Regions from separate parts of the Homo sapiens genome. Here all the other regions are linked to region 1. The links are chromatin contacts, found by Hi-C or POLR2A ChIA-PET in ENCODE. All regions are on one chromosome and are shown on one strand. Each heading gives the region's core, a stretch centred on a gene start or an enhancer-like site at or near the end of the contact. The rest is flanking DNA. Distances are from core to core; before and after follow the strand shown. Region 1 holds the start of LDB1 (LIM domain binding 1). Region 2 holds the start of OLMALINC (oligodendrocyte maturation-associated long intergenic non-coding RNA). Region 3 holds the start of ATP5MK (ATP synthase membrane subunit k). Region 4 holds the start of SLF2 (SMC5/6 complex localization factor 2). Region 5 holds the start of MRPL43 (mitochondrial ribosomal protein L43). Region 6 holds the start of NT5C2 (5'-nucleotidase, cytosolic II).

Evidence for each region. Hi-C counts contacts between places; a loop is a spot of excess contacts on that map. ChIA-PET counts read pairs that join two places held with the same protein, here RNA polymerase II (POLR2A). Pooled maps may share reads with other maps.
Region 2: a loop to region 1 is called in a pooled map, with 7 times the contacts of the local background. The contact joins the promoter of OLMALINC here to the promoter of LDB1 in region 1. A Hi-C loop is called at or near these places in 6 of 50 pooled maps. POLR2A ChIA-PET finds 5 or more read pairs at or near these places in 2 of 52 experiments (HepG2 and PC-9).
Region 3: a pooled map shows a loop between it and region 1 (5-fold over the local background). The contact joins the promoter of ATP5MK here to the promoter of LDB1 in region 1. A Hi-C loop is called at or near these places in 2 of 37 single-sample maps with no recorded cell type and 6 of 50 pooled maps. POLR2A ChIA-PET finds 5 or more read pairs at or near these places in 1 of 52 experiments (A549).
Region 4: a map with no recorded cell type shows a loop between it and region 1 (12-fold over the local background). The contact joins the promoter of SLF2 here to the promoter of LDB1 in region 1. A Hi-C loop is called at or near these places in 1 of 168 maps with a recorded cell type or tissue (naive thymus-derived CD4-positive, alpha-beta T cell), 1 of 37 single-sample maps with no recorded cell type and 7 of 50 pooled maps.
Region 5: a loop to region 1 is called in a pooled map, with 11 times the contacts of the local background. The contact joins the promoter of MRPL43 here to the promoter of LDB1 in region 1. A Hi-C loop is called at or near these places in 1 of 37 single-sample maps with no recorded cell type and 9 of 50 pooled maps. POLR2A ChIA-PET finds 5 or more read pairs at or near these places in 2 of 52 experiments (GM10248 and MCF 10A).
Region 6: a loop to region 1 is called in a pooled map, with 6 times the contacts of the local background. The contact joins the promoter of NT5C2 here to the promoter of LDB1 in region 1. A Hi-C loop is called at or near these places in 9 of 50 pooled maps. POLR2A ChIA-PET finds 5 or more read pairs at or near these places in 3 of 52 experiments (OCI-LY7, Panc1 and activated CD4-positive, alpha-beta T cell).

What each region holds. Positions count from the first base shown.
Region 1 is chr10:102,119,080-102,121,730 of GRCh38, reverse strand. LDB1 (LIM domain binding 1) reads left to right here and starts at 1,363. Exons shown (of 11, transcript NM_001113407.3): 1 at 1,363-1,645. The coding sequence starts at 1,621. It also overlaps a transcript of PPRC1 not described here. RefSeq lists enhancers at 1-725, 726-1,477 and silencers at 974-1,103, 1,124-1,423, 1,484-1,563, 1,654-1,723.
Region 2 is chr10:100,372,276-100,374,926 of GRCh38, reverse strand. It overlaps OLMALINC (oligodendrocyte maturation-associated long intergenic non-coding RNA), which reads right to left and starts at 1,351. Exons shown (of 3, transcript NR_026762.1): 1 at 915-1,351. RefSeq lists enhancers at 22-591, 592-1,159, 1,229-1,358, 1,160-1,729, 1,459-1,788.
Region 3 is chr10:103,395,154-103,397,804 of GRCh38, reverse strand. ATP5MK (ATP synthase membrane subunit k) reads left to right here and starts at 1,330. Exons shown (of 5, transcript NM_001206427.2): 1 at 1,330-1,396; 2 at 1,773-2,059. It overlaps PDCD11 (programmed cell death 11), which reads right to left and starts at 1,179. Exons shown (of 36, transcript NM_014976.2): 1 at 1,075-1,179. RefSeq lists enhancers at 1-193, 194-695, 1,353-1,602, 1,753-1,842, 1,235-2,067.
Region 4 is chr10:100,911,656-100,914,306 of GRCh38, reverse strand. SLF2 (SMC5/6 complex localization factor 2) reads right to left here and starts at 1,344. Exons shown (of 20, transcript NM_018121.4): 1 at 1,057-1,344. The coding sequence starts at 1,196. RefSeq lists enhancers at 1,195-1,244, 1,265-1,334 and a silencer at 1,555-1,824.
Region 5 is chr10:100,986,188-100,988,838 of GRCh38, reverse strand. MRPL43 (mitochondrial ribosomal protein L43) reads left to right here and starts at 1,342. Exons shown (of 3, transcript NM_032112.3): 1 at 1,342-1,526; 2 at 1,643-1,749; 3 at 1,864-2,570. The coding sequence starts at 1,396. The coding sequence ends at 2,105. It overlaps TWNK (twinkle mtDNA helicase), which reads right to left and starts at 1,296. Exons shown (of 5, transcript NM_021830.5): 1 at 1-1,296. The coding sequence starts at 628. RefSeq lists an enhancer at 1,514-1,583.
Region 6 is chr10:103,191,958-103,194,608 of GRCh38, reverse strand. It overlaps NT5C2 (5'-nucleotidase, cytosolic II), which reads left to right and starts at 1,337. Exons shown (of 19, transcript NM_001351169.2): 1 at 1,337-1,373. RefSeq lists a silencer at 1,243-1,522 and enhancers at 1,221-1,907, 1,908-2,596.

The DNA.
Region 1 (2,651 bases), core at 114-2,613:
CTCCATCGTCTATCCCTGGAGCCCATACTGAAACTTAAGAAAGAAAAGCTAGCAGCTGGGGACCCCAGGAGGGAGGGGGTCAACTCTCTACTCCAGGCGGCTCCCCTCCCTTCCCTCCTCCTGGCTAATAGGTATTTCCTGTTTATGAGGCAGCTAAAGCTGAGCTTTTGGGAAGGGATGGAGATGGAGCCCCTCCCCTCCTAGGGCTGGGTTGGGGAGTCCTTGAAGTGTGACTGAAGGTTGGGAGGCTCCTCCCAGGGGAAGGAGTGTTCCTTACATTGACCATCCACATCATCTCCCATCCAACCCCCCACGGCCCACAGCCTCTGCCTCTCTGGGTTAGGGGGCACTGGAGGGGCCTGTTTCCTGTTCTCATCTCCGAAGCCCTCAAAGGACAGCAGCTTCCAGGCAGGGGGGTCGGAGGCGGTGGGGTTGGGCGGTTGGTACGGAGGTGAAGGCACCAAGGCTGGAGAAAGGGGGGAAGGGAAGAGAGTGTCTTGACTGATGCGTCAGTCTGCAAGAAGGAAGGATGGCCTCCTATCGCCCCTCCGTAATCCAATCTGGTGGTCATTCCGCAGCCCCCTCCCCCCAGCAAAACACAGATCCCAAGCCCTTAGGCGGAGGAGGGCGGGGACCCCACTTAATTAACCCTTTTAGTTCTAGTCCCAACTGGTTTCGCAGGCAAAGGAGGAGTGGTTAATTTAGGGAAGGGGTGAGTTGAGGGGTTGCTACAAGAATTAAGAGAATGCTTCTTTACCCATCCAGCCTAGGGTAGGGACGCGAAACAAGGGGCCTCCAGAAGAAGGCTGGCGTCTCAGCAGGGAGCACGGACAGGGGGTCTGCAGTCCCTTTTCCCTCCCGGAGCGCGGCCCGGGGTGGAGAGAGATACACCACACTGCCCACCCCGGCTCCGCCTCCCCCAGCCGCGGCTCCCGCTCCGGCTCAGCCAGACTCCCCATCCGGCGGCACCCGGAGGACGGACACCGAGCGCGCGGCTGCGCCTCCAAGCCCTCCCCTTCGCCCTCCCTCTCTGGGGTCTCTGCCTCCGTCTCCTTTTTTAAAAGCTGCGTCACATGCATGCCGTTCCCCGAGCGCTCCCAGCCCCTCGCCGCCCGCCCGCCGCGCGGCGCACGCACGTCGTCGCTTGCTGCGCGCTCTCCCGGGTCACTTTGACACGGCTCTCCCCTCCCACTAGCAGGACAATTAGCATATTAATAAAGCCCGGCCCTGCCCGGCTTGGGCTGGGGAGCCGGCGCCGGCGCGAGGGAGCGCGAGCGCGAGGGCGGAGAGGGGGGCGCTCGGCGACGGCGGCGGGAGCGCACAGACACGCACACGCACACGCGCACACACGCACACACGGACACACACTCCGCGGACTCACACCCGCGCGCACACACGCAGAGGCCGCTCGCCTTCCTGCCTGGCTTCCTTCCTGTCTGCTCCGCGCCTGACAGGCCCCTCGCCGCAGCCAGGGGCCGCCCGCACCGGGCCGAGGCCGGGCCGGGCCGGCGGCGAGCGCAGCGGGGGCCGCGGGCGGCGGCGGCGGCTCATGCCCGGCCTGTCCCCGCGAGGGGCGGGCACCGTGACTCGGCTGGGCCCCCAGAGGCGGGCGATGTGAAGATGTCAGTGGGCTGTGCCTGTCCTGGTGAGTGGGGCGTGCGGCCACTCGGCCCCTTCCTGCCCAGCCGTCCCTGCGGACCCCTCACCCCGTGTTTGGCGAGAACTTGTGTGGGGGGCGTCGATGGCATGGGGGAAGCCGGGGGCTGGAAGGGCTACGCGGGGCCTCAGGCTGGCGGGTAGCGTTTTCCCCAACTGTGTAAATGCGCAGCAGCCCAGAAACACGGGGAGGAGACGCTGGGGGTGGCTTATGTGTATGTTTTTTTGGGGGTAGGCTAATTGGGGAGAGGTTTGGGGGGGGCTGAAATTCTCAGAATTCCAGGTTGTTAGCCAATCAGAAGTGACTCTGGACTTTTGACCCCCCCCCTCAGGTCACCATAGAGTTGTGATTGGCTGGTTTGGGCTGCCCCCCCTTCCCTGCTGCCCATTGCCTCTTACCTATCCTGTGACATCCCCCCCATGCTGTTTCTGAGGACCCTGTTTGCAGGGAGGTATTGATTGCGGCCCATCTTGCCCCCCACCTTCAACTTTTCCTGCCTGTTGCCAGGGAAGGTTGGCCCTCCTGAGGCACCGGAGGTACTCCTAAGAGGTGCCAGATAATTGGACCCTTGGGTCTGGCATCTCCGCCCTAGTGGGAGGGCAGGCTAGGAAATAGAGTGATTTGTGGAGAGGTAAGCTGGGGGAGCAATACTTGACCCAAAACTGAGAACTTGAGAGAGGACCCAGGCTCAGATCCCTGCCTCCCCAAAACATATCAGCTCTTGCCAGGGATAGCCTAGGTCTGAGTTTTTTTCCTGGGGGGCAGGTGGGGGGGGCGGAGGGCGTCTACCTCACTGCCAGGAGGAAAGAGAGAAGCCATGCGACTGGAGAGGTAGTCTACAGAGGGCCTCACGGCACACTGTCTGTCTCCATCCCCGGGACTCTGGGTCCTGGAATTGGCCCTCCTGCCCCAGACTGGAGTCAGCTTTCTCCTGGAAGTCAGTGTCCCTGAATGTAGCCCGCTTTGGCTACATACTTCACAGCTGGACACCCAC
Region 2 (2,651 bases), core at 102-2,601, 1.7 Mb after region 1:
AGGTGATCCCCCCACCTCAGCCTCCCAAGTAGCTGGAATTACAGGTATGTGTCACCACACCCGGCTAATTTTTGCAGTTTTTGTAGAGTCGGGGTCTCACCATGTTGCCCAGGCTGGTCTCAAACTCCTGGGCTCAAGCAATCCTCCTACCTTGGTCTCCCAAAATGCTGGGATTACAGGCATGAGCCACCGTGCCCTGCCCAAATCTTCTTATTCTATAATTTCTCTTTAGGTCATCAATTTCTCTCCCGATCCACTATAAACCCTTTGGATCTCATCTCTACTTTTCTTCTCGACACCAGATCCTAATTCCCAACTGTCTACTGGGTATTACATCCACAGGGATGTACTTCTTGCAATTCAAATGCCACATGTCAAAAACTGAACTCCTATTCCCTTTGCAAAATCCCTCTGCTTCTCTCTTTCTCTCTCCTTTTTGCTACCTATTTCAGGTAGGGGAAGTGGTGTCCTTCCAGCCACTCAGGCTAGAAACCTCAAAGTCCTCTTCTGATTGCTGTCCTCACTCATCTCACACATCCAGTCAATAAAGTGCTATTGATTCTCCTCCCAAATGCCTCTCAGCTTGTGCCCTTCCTTTCCATTCCCACCGTGACTATCCCAGCTTTTGAGGTCCCATGACTCTTCACCAGAGTGGTAACAATAGCTTCCCAACATCTCCCAGCCCCCATCCCCCCGCTACTCTGCTCTGTTGCCATGAGAGTTAACTTTGCGAAACAGAGAGATTATTTTCCTCTCCTGCTTGAAAATATCTGATGACTTCTTATCACTTACAGAAGCAAGTCTAAACTTTCCACTGTCTCCTCCCACTCTCCCACCACACACCACCTTCCTGCGCCGGTTGCGTCAGCCTCGAACGTTCCTGAACGCTTTGCTGTTCCTGTGCTTTTACTCACGTTCTCCCCAGTGACTGCCCAATCTTTAGTGTGTTTTGCTGACTCCTGGCGCTCTGGCTTTTCCATAAGAGGCGTTTTTGCACGATTGCAGACAGGAATAAAAATGAGCTCTGCCTACTGGGCCGTCCTGGTTAGCAAGGTCTACACCACCTCAAAGGCAGCTATGGACTAAGAGCCCACAAAGAATCTCGGGTTATGAGGGAGGGGCTGGCCGTGGAGACGGCTAAAGCGCCTCATTTGTCTTCCCAGCAGGGAAGCGATGGGACCTCGGCGGGCAGGGAACGCGATCTCCACCCGTCTGGAAAACTCTCTGAGTTCTGGAGCACTGTTCGCGGCCGGACTGAGTGGCATGTCCGCATTTTCCCCATTCCAGGGTAGGGCAGACTGAGGTAGGAGAGCAGAGCCCCGAGGCCGACTCCCCGGGAAAAAAAAAAAAAGGAAAAAAGGCTCCCGCCGACCTGTGATTCACAGGAGCAAGAGGCTGGAAGGACCGCGCCTCCTGATTGGAGCAGACAGAATCAGACAAGCTTGGGGGCCGCTGATTGGCTCCGGCGTGGTCAGGCGCTGGTGGGCTGTTGTAGGTGTAAATAGCTCTTGAAGGCCCGGGTCTGTGACCGGCAGTAACCCCGGCGAGAGTGGGTGGAGAGGGAGGCGCTTCCTCTCCATTCATGTCAGCTGCCAGCCAGGCCCGGGCAGGCCGGCCCTTTAGCGGAGGGGACTGGGCAGGACGAGGCGATGGGTGTCTTCGGAGATCTTAAGCTGGGCTGAAAGTTAAACACTCACCCGCAGGGCTGAGCCAGAGCTGGCACCTTCCACACCGAGCCCCTTCCTATCTGTGACTGTTGAAAAGTTTAATGTGATGTTCTGGGTGAGGACCGAGGCGTTGGAGGTCGCTAGGAGGGTAGTTTTACGGAGTCGCGTTAATGGCTGTAGTGGGTGTACCTTAGTGACCACAGGGAGGTGGCAGCCTGTCCTCTCCTCCTCCTGGTCACCGTATTCTATTTGCGGAAAAGGTAAGAATGGAGGCTTGGATAGTCTTTCTACTAGAGATGCAACTTCTCCCACCCTCTACTCCAGGGGAAAGAGAAGTCTGTGGGGAACTGGCTTTGTAAAAAGTAGGAAAGAGGAAAGGGACAAATGGGTACACGTTAAGAAGAGGGTGACTCTCATACATTGCTGGAGAAAATTTAAAGTGGTGCAGCCACTGGGGAAACAGTTTGATGGTGCCACAAAAGGTTAAATATCAAATTAGCATCTGGCCCAGCAACTCCACTCCTAGATATAAACCCTAATAAATTATAAACGGGTACTCATATTTGCACTCAAATGTTCATGGCAGTGCTATTCACAATAACCAAAAGGTGGAAGCAACTCCAGTGTTCATCAATTGATAAATCAGTAAACCAACTGTGGTGTATTCATACAATGGAATATGAATAGGTAATAAACAGGAATGAAGTACTGATATATGCTCCAATGGGGATGAACATTGAAAGATTATGCCAAGAGAAGGAAGCCAGACACAGAAGGTCATATATTGTACGATTCCATGTATAGGAAATATCCTGAAGTGGTAAATCCACAGAGACAGAAAGCAGACTGATGGTCACCAGGGGCCGAGTGTGGGTGGGAAGATGGGGAATCACTGTTGAATGGGTTCAAGTTTTCTTTTGGGGTGAAAATGTTTTAGAACAAAAGGTAGTGTTTGCACAATGTTATGAATGCACTAAGTGCCAC
Region 3 (2,651 bases), core at 81-2,580, 1.3 Mb before region 1:
GTCTCTGAGGAATTATTCAACTAGACCACTGGGAGATTAAAGCATAAAAATTGAAGTTAAATTTTAAAGAAGGCCGGGCACCATGGCTCACACCTGTAATGCCAGCACTTCGGGAGCCCGAGGCGCGTGGATCATCTGAGGTCAGGAGTTCGAGACCAGCATAGTCAACATGGCGAAACCCCGTCTCTACCAAAAACGCAAAAATTAGCCGGGCGTGGTGGCCTGCGCCTAGTCCCAGCTACTAGGCAGGCTGAAGCGTGAGAATTGCTTGAGGCCGGGAGGCGGAGGTTGCAGTGAGCTGAGATCATGCCGCCGCACTCCAACCTGGGAGACAAAGTGAGACTCTGTCTCAAAAAAATTAAAGGAGAAGTTGGGCTTTTTTGTGGAAGACCTTGAATTAGATATGGGTAGTTTGCTTTGGCAAGTCAGAGACTTAAGCAGGGAAAGCGAGAGAACAGTAAGCAAGAAAAATATACTGCAGGCTATAGATTGGACATGAAGAGAGACAGTATTGAAGGCAAGTAAATTCGGTAGAAGGATTCAAATGCACTGTTTCCTGTTATCTCAGTGACAGAAAAAAAAAAAAAAAAAAAGGATTCAAATGCAGTACAGCAGAGAAACCATGAGAACCAGAACTGGGTATAAGTGAAAACAGAAGACAGGAGAGGTTAGTTCTGACAGACACTTGGTAATAAGACTCTACAAGGGCTTTAGACTAAAGAAGTGATGACCGGGTGGGGCCAAGGATATGGAATCAGGGATGGGTATATGATTCATAGAAACAGGAAAGTTTGGGGGGTCTAGTTTGCTGATAATTTCACCCTTAATTTCCTTTCAAGCAAGGGGAAACTGAGGCTCTGAAAAGTAAGGCGATCCAGGGGCACAGAAGATACTTAGGCTACTTTCCGAACACAAAGCCTGGGGTTACAGGGGCTGCTACAACAGAGCCGGCTTCGAAGCGGGGCTAAGGTGGCCGAACCACACTCATCTAGCGTGTGCCTGGCAGGGAACCAGGCCTGGGACAGACCTGACAGCCATGAGGTTTCCTCCTTTTTCGCCTCTGCCTTTACTCACCAGCGCCACGGCGTCTGCACCCAGCTACCACTAACCTCGCGCCGCGGTACTCACACACGCGGAGACCAGGATACCCACAGTCCAGTGCAATTCTTCCGGAAGTGTGGGCGGGCTCAACACCCTACTTCCGTTGCTGTGTTGCGGAGGTGACCTAGAGACAGGAATCGGAAGGGCGGGATTTGGAGCCATAGCCAATCGTCGCATTAGGCCGAATCGCGGGGGCCGGCTAAACGCGTGCGGGGGAGGTGGCTTCTTCCGGCCGGGCCGAGAGGTGGTTACATTCGTTGAAGGACACCAGCTGCGGAATTTGCGGCTTTGGCAGGTGGGTGAAGAGGGGAGTCCGGGCTTGGACCTGGCGCCTGCACGTTGCAGGACCGCCCGCCGTTTCTGGCCGAGGAGCAACTCGAGTTCTTAGCTTTGGAGGAGAGAAACGGTGGGGAATGGGAAAGGAGCTAGAAAAAACGAGGGGCGCAAGGGGGCGGCCAGCGGGTGAGAAGCCTCGAGGTGAGGCGGATAGGTGCGCCCAAGGGCTCCCACAGTTTCCGAAGACCCTTAGATTGCATTCGCCAGTGGAGAAAAATGAGGCCCTCCGCGAAGCGTCCCTCGAGGTCACCCAGTGACGTAATATTGGACGAGGACTAGGGCTTCTGATCCCCATCACCGGCCGAATTAACCTCTTTTCTTCTGTATGTCCATAGCTGTTTGTTCCCACCGAGCTGTGCTTTAGGAAGCTGGCCAGCCGGGCCTCCTTTAGGTGCGCTGCAGCCTTTTTCAAAGCGAGTGAATGTGGCCCGGCCCCTACAGTTCGCCAGGCCCGCTGTAAAAGGGTTAGATTTCAGTCTATAGACGATCAGTGGGAAGGCCTTTCCTAGGAGGTAACCAGAACAGAGAGCTGTAAACTCCGTGAATGCAAGAGGCTGCTTCTGTTACCTGAGTGGTTCTCACTCATCTTTGCCTTCCTTACCTCGTGATCTCACCATTCCAGGTAGGTGTTAAGTTAGAAAGGAAAATAGCAATATCGAGGAACAGAGAAAGTAACAAGAGCTACTGGTCACTTTGGACCTTTAATAAAGTGCCCATCTCACAGGTGGAGAGAGGCACGGAAGGATTAGTTACATTTAAGAGCAGTTAGTGGCCGGGCGCGGTGGCTCACGCCTGTAATCCCAGCACTTTGGGAGGCCGAGGCGGGTAGATCACCTGAGGTCCAGAGTTCGAGACCAGCCTGAGTAGTATGGTGAAACCCCGTCCCTACCAACAATACAAAAATTAGCCGGGCGTGGTGGCGCGCGCCTGTAGTTCCAGCTACTCGGGAGGCTGAGGCAGGAGAACCGCTTGACCCCGGGAAGCGGAGATTGCAGTGAGCTGAGATCGCGCCACTGCACTCCAGCCTGGACGACAGAGCGAGACCTTGTCTCAAGAAGGGCAGTTAGCAACTTAATTAAAACATACCACCGTTTAACAACATTAAATCACAACTAGGAGTCTTACAAAGGGCACTGTAAACACAAGGGTTCCTTTATCTTTGCCCTAAAGTAACCTGCACCGTGCTGAAGAGTGCAGAACCAAATTTTTCGACC
Region 4 (2,651 bases), core at 95-2,594, 1.2 Mb after region 1:
CACACACACAATTATAACAGTTTCACAAACCCTTATCTGAACCTTCTGGGGCCAAATGTGTTTTAGAATTCTGAATTTATCAGATTTTAGGAAGGGGATAACTTGGATGTATTATGGAAAGTCCCCAGTGGGGTCTGGTGCTGCAACCTGTAATCAAATCCACTGACATTTCTCCAGCAAAACATGAATATTCACACTTAATGGGATAAAGACCACAAACAGCCTTACATTAGTTTTAGTCAGATCTGGCTGCCCAGTAAGATGTGGTGCCAAACTTACTGAAAACGTTTTGGTTTTCATAGCTTTCTGGCTTTCAGAGTTAAGATAAGGGATTGTGGGCCTGTACCACAGTATTAGTAACATGAATATTGTTAAAACTTAATACAATTTAACTTAAAATAAAAGACAGTACCAAGTTCGTAGGGAATTTAAACATGTTTTATTGTCAGAGGATGTCATTAGATGAAACTCCCCATCTCATTACATAGCTCCCACAAAATCTTTACAAAAAAATTAGCCTCTTGGAGAGGCGTGAAGTTACTGAAAGAGAAAACACGTCACATTCCAAATCTGCAAGTTCTTTTAAGTATGAACTAGCGTGCACGCTGGACTACAAAGTAATTCGTGGAAGGGATTCCCTCATCACAGGTTACATAATTTCACCCACAACATAGAAAAGGTTTATATTACTAAACCACTAGGATCAGTAGAACTGACAACGTACAGAAAACGATCTAAATATGCATTAAGCAGTTAGGGTCCCGGGTCAAACTCTTGCAAAGGAAAAAAATCACTTTCTTTCTACCTAAGGCGGGTTCTCCGTAGCTGTCCAGGCTGGTGGTCACTAGACCAAGAGCAGCTGCCCAACTACAGAGAAGCAAACTCCAACTCCCAGTAGCCCCTGCGCGGAGGCGGGGCGGGGATTTGCCAGGCCCCGAAATGCCAACGCCTGAGCTCGCGGAGGATGGCGGGAACTGGAAGAGCGGCGGTCTGCAGCCCTCCCCTCATACCCTTGCCCCCGCGACCCGGCCCCTTCTCAAGCCCTCTGCACGGTACCTGTCCCCAGGACTCTCTGTTCTCTTTCCCGCTGCAGCATGGGCGGTACTACCGGGTCTCAGATGGCAGCGCGGGGGCGACGACCCCGGGGCTGGGGATGAGGGGAAACCTGGCCTAGCGGGCATGCAGCGCCTTGTCATGTCGGCGCCGCTGGCGACGGCGGCATGAGCCGTGGCTGGAGAAGTTGGGTGCGTGGTTGCCGTCTTGCTGCTGGGACTCCGGGAGGCTGTCGGAGCAGAGGTGGGCGGCACCCCCTTCTCTCTTCATGGCGGTTCTCTCTTCGGAAGTGACTCCGGCGTGAGCGGGAAGGAACCTGGGGACCAGTAAGGGGCGGGTCTTACTTCATGAATCACGTCTTGATTGGCTGGCACGGTGGTCATTTCGGTGGTGGCGCAATAGGAAGCCGCAGCCTCTCTGGAGAAGGCGGGGCTTGGGGACGGGGGAGGAAGAAACCTCCCCCTCCCACCCCGTCACATGCACTGAGGGCGCGCGCCTCTGGTCCCGGCCGCCTCGGCCTTGGCCGGCGCGCGGGGGCGGAAAGGCGCGGGCAGCAGCTGGCGGACAGCTGACGACACCCGCCTGGTTGAAGGCGAGGGGTGAGGGTTTGCTGAAGCAAACCGGAGCCCGGCAGCTGCCTTCGTTGAGGATGGCCAACACTTGGGCTTCCTGTGTCACACAATTGTGCCTCAGAAATCCGCAGCTGTTCATTACATCGTCTCTTTAACAGCTTAGGCCAAAGTGCCATAATACTGTCACAATTTGCTGAGGGATCTGCACAGCGCGATCCGAAGACTTGTCCATTCTACGACGGTTCTTGTTGAGTGTCAGCGGTAGATTATTTTTTTGTCTTTAAGAAGAAGAAAAAACCCCCAAAAAACTCCATTGGAATAAAGACAGTTGTTAATCCACAAAAGCATTTTGTTTCTCATGAGTTACCATGAAGTCTCTGCAGCCGACTTCCTTGGAGATTTTTTAAAGGAACACAAGGTCAGCTTTCAGTTTTCCATGTTAAGCGTGGGCAGCATAGATAAGTAAAAGCTGCCTGCAATCTCCAACCCTCCTTTGTAAAGGGCTTGTGCTCTGGAGGCTGTTAGCCATGGTTTTCCTTATAAACCGAGAGACTGGTCAGTATCTCTGAACCTCAGCCTCCACATCTGTAAAACGGGCATTTTACTCACTTTTCTGGGTAATTGTAAACCATAAAAGGATAAAACAGTGTACACTGCACAGTTCAGATTCTCTCATGTAACAGGTACAGAGCAAATTATAGTTCCCTTTCTTCCCCAGATAGATTCCTACAGCGAATTTTACTTCTTTACAAAATCTTCCAGAGACAGGTCAAATACTGTTGCAATAACTGTTAACAACCAAAATATCAATTTCAAGATGTCCAAGCTTTAATTGACAGAGTTATTTAATCAGTTGGATGGAAAAAAATCTTAAATGATATAAAATAATTTGGACGGGTCTTTCAAGTTTATTGTATAGAAATTGAACTATTGGCCTGATACAGTTGCTCACATCTATAATCCCAGCAGTTTGGGAGGCCAAGGCAGGTGGATAGCTTGAGCCCGGGAGTTGGAGACTAGCCTGGG
Region 5 (2,651 bases), core at 93-2,592, 1.1 Mb after region 1:
AGAACCAAGGGAAGACAAGACTGCGAGCAGGTCGCAGATATCGCACACTGAAACGCTTGAGTGTGTCATCTGTAACCTTGGTAAGGCCAAACATTGTATCAGCCAGCTGAACCTCCTCCTGATCAGGCAGCTCCCAGAGAGGTATTGCTCGGTTCCAGATCCTCCGGACCTCCTCGCTGTCCTCAAATTCTGGTGCCTTGCTAAGCAGAAACCCCTCCCTGGCCCCATCCCCTCGCCCCTCCACGCTGGCCTGGAAGTCTTCCCAGCTCCCTTCTGCTAGGCTGGTCATGCAGAGAAAGTGGCCTGTGGTCTTGTCAATGAAGAGGCTGAAGGAAGTGGTAACACCAGTCTGGCCTTTGAGCTGTGAAGACTCTGCAAAGGGGCTCAGTGCCCGCAGGCAACTGTGACCATCCTGGAAGGGGATCCCATGCCCCCGCAAATACTGGCGGATTTCAGTTGCAGTTACAGGCAACACTGGCATATCCAAGGCTTGGAGAGTCTCCTTCCTGTAACGTCTGCGAGGAGGGCCTGGGGCCAAGTTTCGGGGCAGGCCCCTCCGACCCATCCACTCCCCACGCAGGGGTAACAAGATACGGAGGGGGTACCCACTTCGGAGGAGGACCCACATTCCTAGCCAAATGTGGGAAGTCACTACTTGAAATGCCTTAGGTGCCTGGTTAGCGTGCCTTCACTAGACCAAACTCTAGGGATATCCCACGCAGCACTCTGCAGAGCTCACTCTAGGTGCATTCTTTCTCTCCATGAATTTCTCCTCTTCAGCCCCTCTACGTTGCTGCTTCACACATATGCCCATCTACACGACCCTTTCGCGTCCACGTCCTTCTACAATGGCTCCCCCACCTCTATGGTCCGTTAGTTAGTTTCTCTCCGCCACCTCACCTCTATGACCCTCTATACAGTTCCTCACTGACACAGTTTCTTTGCATCATCTTCTCACCTCTACTGCTCCTCCACAGCATCTCCTCGTCGTCCTCATTTCTATAGTCATCTGCATCCTTTTTGTAGTCCCTTTGCCCTAGGCCCCGACTAGAGACCCTCTTCCGCTTCTCCTTCCCCTCACTGGGACCTCAACACGGCGAGAGCACCCAGCACGACTCCCGCCAATCCCCCGGCCCAAAGGAATGCCAGTCTCTATCCTCCCCCGTGTCTTCACTCCGCTCTACTACTCCGAGCTCCGCCGCGCCGGCCCCCAGCCCCAGGTTACCACTTTTCTCTCTCCCACTTCGCCGGCAACGTGAGTCTCCCGCACATGCTACTCGCCTTGACCTCGGAAGCAAAACTCCGGGAGCGGTCGTCCCGGAACCGGAAGCCTCGAGGTTTAGTCCCGCCCCCCTCTCCTCGCTGCTTAGGCTCCGCGGCCTCCAAGCTGTAGCTATGACGGCGCGCGGGACTCCGAGCCGCTTCTTGGCCAGCGTTCTCCACAACGGACTGGGTCGCTATGTGCAGCAGCTGCAGCGTCTGAGCTTCAGCGTCAGCCGCGACGGCGCCTCGTCTCGCGGCGCCAGGTGAGCCAAGGGAAGTGCGCAGGCGCGGGTCGGGGTGGGTGTGGAGGTGGCAACGACTCCCCGGGTAGGTCGCCCCCAGTCAGGGGTCATACTGCTCACTGTCCCGGGTCGCTTAGGGAGTTCGTGGAGCGGGAGGTGATCGACTTCGCCCGACGGAATCCAGGGGTCGTAATATATGTAAACTCGCGTCCGTGCTGCGTGCCCAGAGTAGTGGCCGAATACCGTGAGTGGGGCCGGGCTCGGGCTGGAGGGCGGGATCAGGGGCTCGACCCGCTATCCTCCTTCTCGCTTGGTCGCACCGGCCAGCTTCCACCCACTCTCACCCCTCTTCTGCCAGTTAACGGGGCTGTGCGCGAGGAGAGCATCCACTGCAAGTCGGTCGAGGAGATCTCGACGCTGGTGCAGAAGCTGGCCGACCAGTCGGGCTTGGACGTGATCCGCATCCGCAAGCCCTTCCACACCGACAACCCTAGCATCCAGGGCCAGTGGCACCCCTTCACCAACAAGCCGACCACGTTCCGCGGGCTACGCCCCCGAGAGGTTCAGGATCCTGCCCCAGCCCAGGTGCAAGCACAGTGAAGAGTTGCCCCACCAACTGCAGCCCCAGGCTTTGGACTGTTACTCCGGTAAAGGTGGTTCTTCCCCTTTGGGATTCCAAGCCCAGGCAAATGGAACCCATCAATGGGCAAGTTGACAGAGGTTCTGCTTGGGATAATGAAGAGCTGCCTGTTTCTTTCCAGTGCCTGCTTCTGGGGGCAGTGACCTTGTGAACCACTCATTTTTATGCAAGTGGCATCCCTAAAACCTGAGATGAGGAAGACTTCAAGGGTTTTACAGGGCCCTTGTTTTTTAAATCCAAATTGATAATAATGATCTCAAAACACAGTGAGAGGTCTGAAGGCTGGCTTCTGAAGAATCCCTGATGTCTTATTGGAACAACCACTGAGCTACGGAGAGCTCTGCTGTGATGGGCTAGGCACTTTATATCTGTGTGAATACAGATTTATAAAACAGGTTAATAAACTTATCCAAGGTCACATTTCAGGTCTGTCTTCAAAATGTGTGCATATGTTAAGCACAAGCCTCAGTTTTCATTATTTTAAAACTAGACGCAGAACATATAAC
Region 6 (2,651 bases), core at 88-2,587, 1.1 Mb before region 1:
AAATGCACTTGGTTTAAAGATTGTGTTATGCCAGCTTCCAACCCCTATTCCTCTTTTCCATATATCCTGAGAAATTTAGAAGGTGAGGGGCCCAAGGTCTATCCTTAGCTGACCTGAAGCGAAGTTGGCTGAGAAGCACAAGAAGGGGTAGAAGTGCTCTGGCGGAGCACTTATTAAAAAGACGCGGAGGTTTTGGTTGACTGCAAGCCCAATATGAGTCAACAGTATGGGTGCCAAGAACTTTATCGCAGGAGTGCAAAGCGATAGGTCCCAAAAGGAGGAAGCTATAGTCCTGCTTTGCTCTGATGATACCACAAACATTTGGTTCAGTCTTGGGTGATGTATTCTAAAGAAATCACAGTCAAATCTACCATTTGCGTGAGAGGGATAAAGACCCTCAAAACCAGGGCAGAGGAGGAACAATGGAAGGAACGGGAGACACTGATGTGGAATGAGAAGACCTTGGGCAGAGGTGATAGAAGTAAAGTATCTGAAAAGTCAAAGGTCCAGGAGAGATTAGACGTTTGTTCTCTGTGGCTCCAAGGCATCGAATTTCGGCCCTGAGAGTGGAAGTTTAGACACATTTTCTCACTGGTGAGAGCTGCTCGGACCAAGGAATTCAGTCCTCTGGAAATAGCTAGCTGCTTTTGCGGAGTCTTCCTGCTGAGTTGCTGGTGGTGGGGTGAACATTTATTGAGTGCTTACTGTGTGCCAGGATCCTGCTGAGGGCCTCACCTATATTGTGTGATTTCATCCCGTCAACACCCTTTGATGTGGGGACTGTTGTTCCCTATCCTGGTGCTACAAATGTGGGCACCAGGTATAGGAGGTCAGGTACCTCGCCCGAGGTTACAGTTTGTAAGTGGTGGTACTGGGACTGGAACTCGTTCTGACAAACTTCAAAGCTGGTGTTTTTAGCCATCAAGGGGATTCGAGGGTGCCATGGGGGTGTGGACGCATGAGGGGCCTTGAGGTCCATTAGACCAAAACATTCTGTGACTGGGAAAAAGGATGCCCTCTCCTCCCAAGGAAAAGCTTCTTCTGAATGAGACACAGTGGAGAGGTTAGCCCAGGGCCAGGCTGAGGGGCGCAGGCAGAATGCCAAGGGATGGAGACCCTCAGAAGGGCAAAGCCGGTGTTCCATCGTTTGAAGATCTCCAGACCCGCGGGACAGACAGACGCAGCGCGGTCAGGGAGCGTCGGCTTCGCCGAACTCTGCGGCGGAGCTGGGGGACGGAACAGCGCGCCGGTCCCTGGCCGGGCGCGAGCAGAGGGGCGGCGCGGGGCGGTGCCGGGCGGCGGGGGCGGGGAGGGCGCGCGTTGAGGCGGCTGCGGCAGTTGCGCGCTGGGATTGTTGCGGTGCGCTGGAGCCGGTGAGTGCGGCGGGCCCCGTGGGCGGGCGGGGAAGGAGCGGGCGAACGGGGAGCTAGGTGGGGAGGTGCGCGGCCGAACACGCGACCCCAGGGTAGCGGCCGCCGCCTGCCCCCGCCCCCGGCCCCCAGGGACCATGGCCCCAAGGCCCCTCTCCTTAGGCCGAGTCCCCGCCAGCGCGCTCGCGGACGCCGCACGCCTCCCAACTCCCTCGGTGCGGCCCCCGCCCCACGGCAGCCCCTTCCTCCGCGCCGCCGCGACGCCTCCGGCCCACGTCACGCTCGCGCCATTGTTTCCCAGCCGCCGGCTCGCTGGGACCCCGCCTCAGCCTCCCAGCGCGGCCGTTCGCCGCGTTCCGCCCTCTTCCCCCCTTTCCTCACGCTGGTGGTAGCCCTTTCCTCAGTCCTGCTGACGTCCTCCAGCTGATTCCAGGCTGTTCCCGGCCACCCCTGAGGCCGTCTTTTCGCTTCTTGTAAAAGCCTCCCCGCCCCCAGAGCTCCTCGGTCGCCTCCCGAGAAGCCAAGGGGCCTCTGGTGGAGCGCCAGGTTGACAGCGTTTTAGCAGGACCGCGAGAAACGGCCAGCTCGTTTGCCACACGCCCGTGTGCAACACTTCCTGGAAAGGTCACAGCGAATTGCAAGCCGCCACAAAAAACATCCGGACAGCTCCTGGTCAGGGGGCTGAGCCGTTCAGTGGCGGCCTATTCTTCTCCTTTTTTCGGGGCTCCTGAAATCGGAGAGGGCGAGATGCCGATCTGAGGCCTGAACCCTTAGTTTAAGAAAAACGTTTTGGGGGTTTGACTCCGGCAGGCCACAGCTTCTAAAAGCAGCAGGTAGAGGCTGCTGTCCGAATCGACGTTTTCCTGGGCTTTCACCTTTAGGGCCTTGATGTTTGAGGGGGGTCGTGCTCTGAAGTACAGCGCCCCGAAATGACTAGTCACCATTACAGGGGGGTGTGTGCGCGCCCGTCCAGGGGCCGATGAGTTCTTCAGGATTGAGCTGTACTTGGTTCCCAGTGTCTGTAGACTATTCATTTCGCCTCTTCAAGCAACGAATGCAAACTACTGACCATAATGTGAAAGGGAGAATATTGAAACTGTGTCATTTACCATGAAAACTTAGTGTTATTGCGTAGAGAAGGCTTTAGGTTTCAAAAATATTTACCACATGGCTTTTCAACAACGGTTAGAATTTATCCAGATGAAGACATCCAGGCCTGAAAGGGTGAAGTTCGAAAAGAGAAAAAAAATAGGTGTGAGCTGAGAGTGGAAAAAAAAAAAA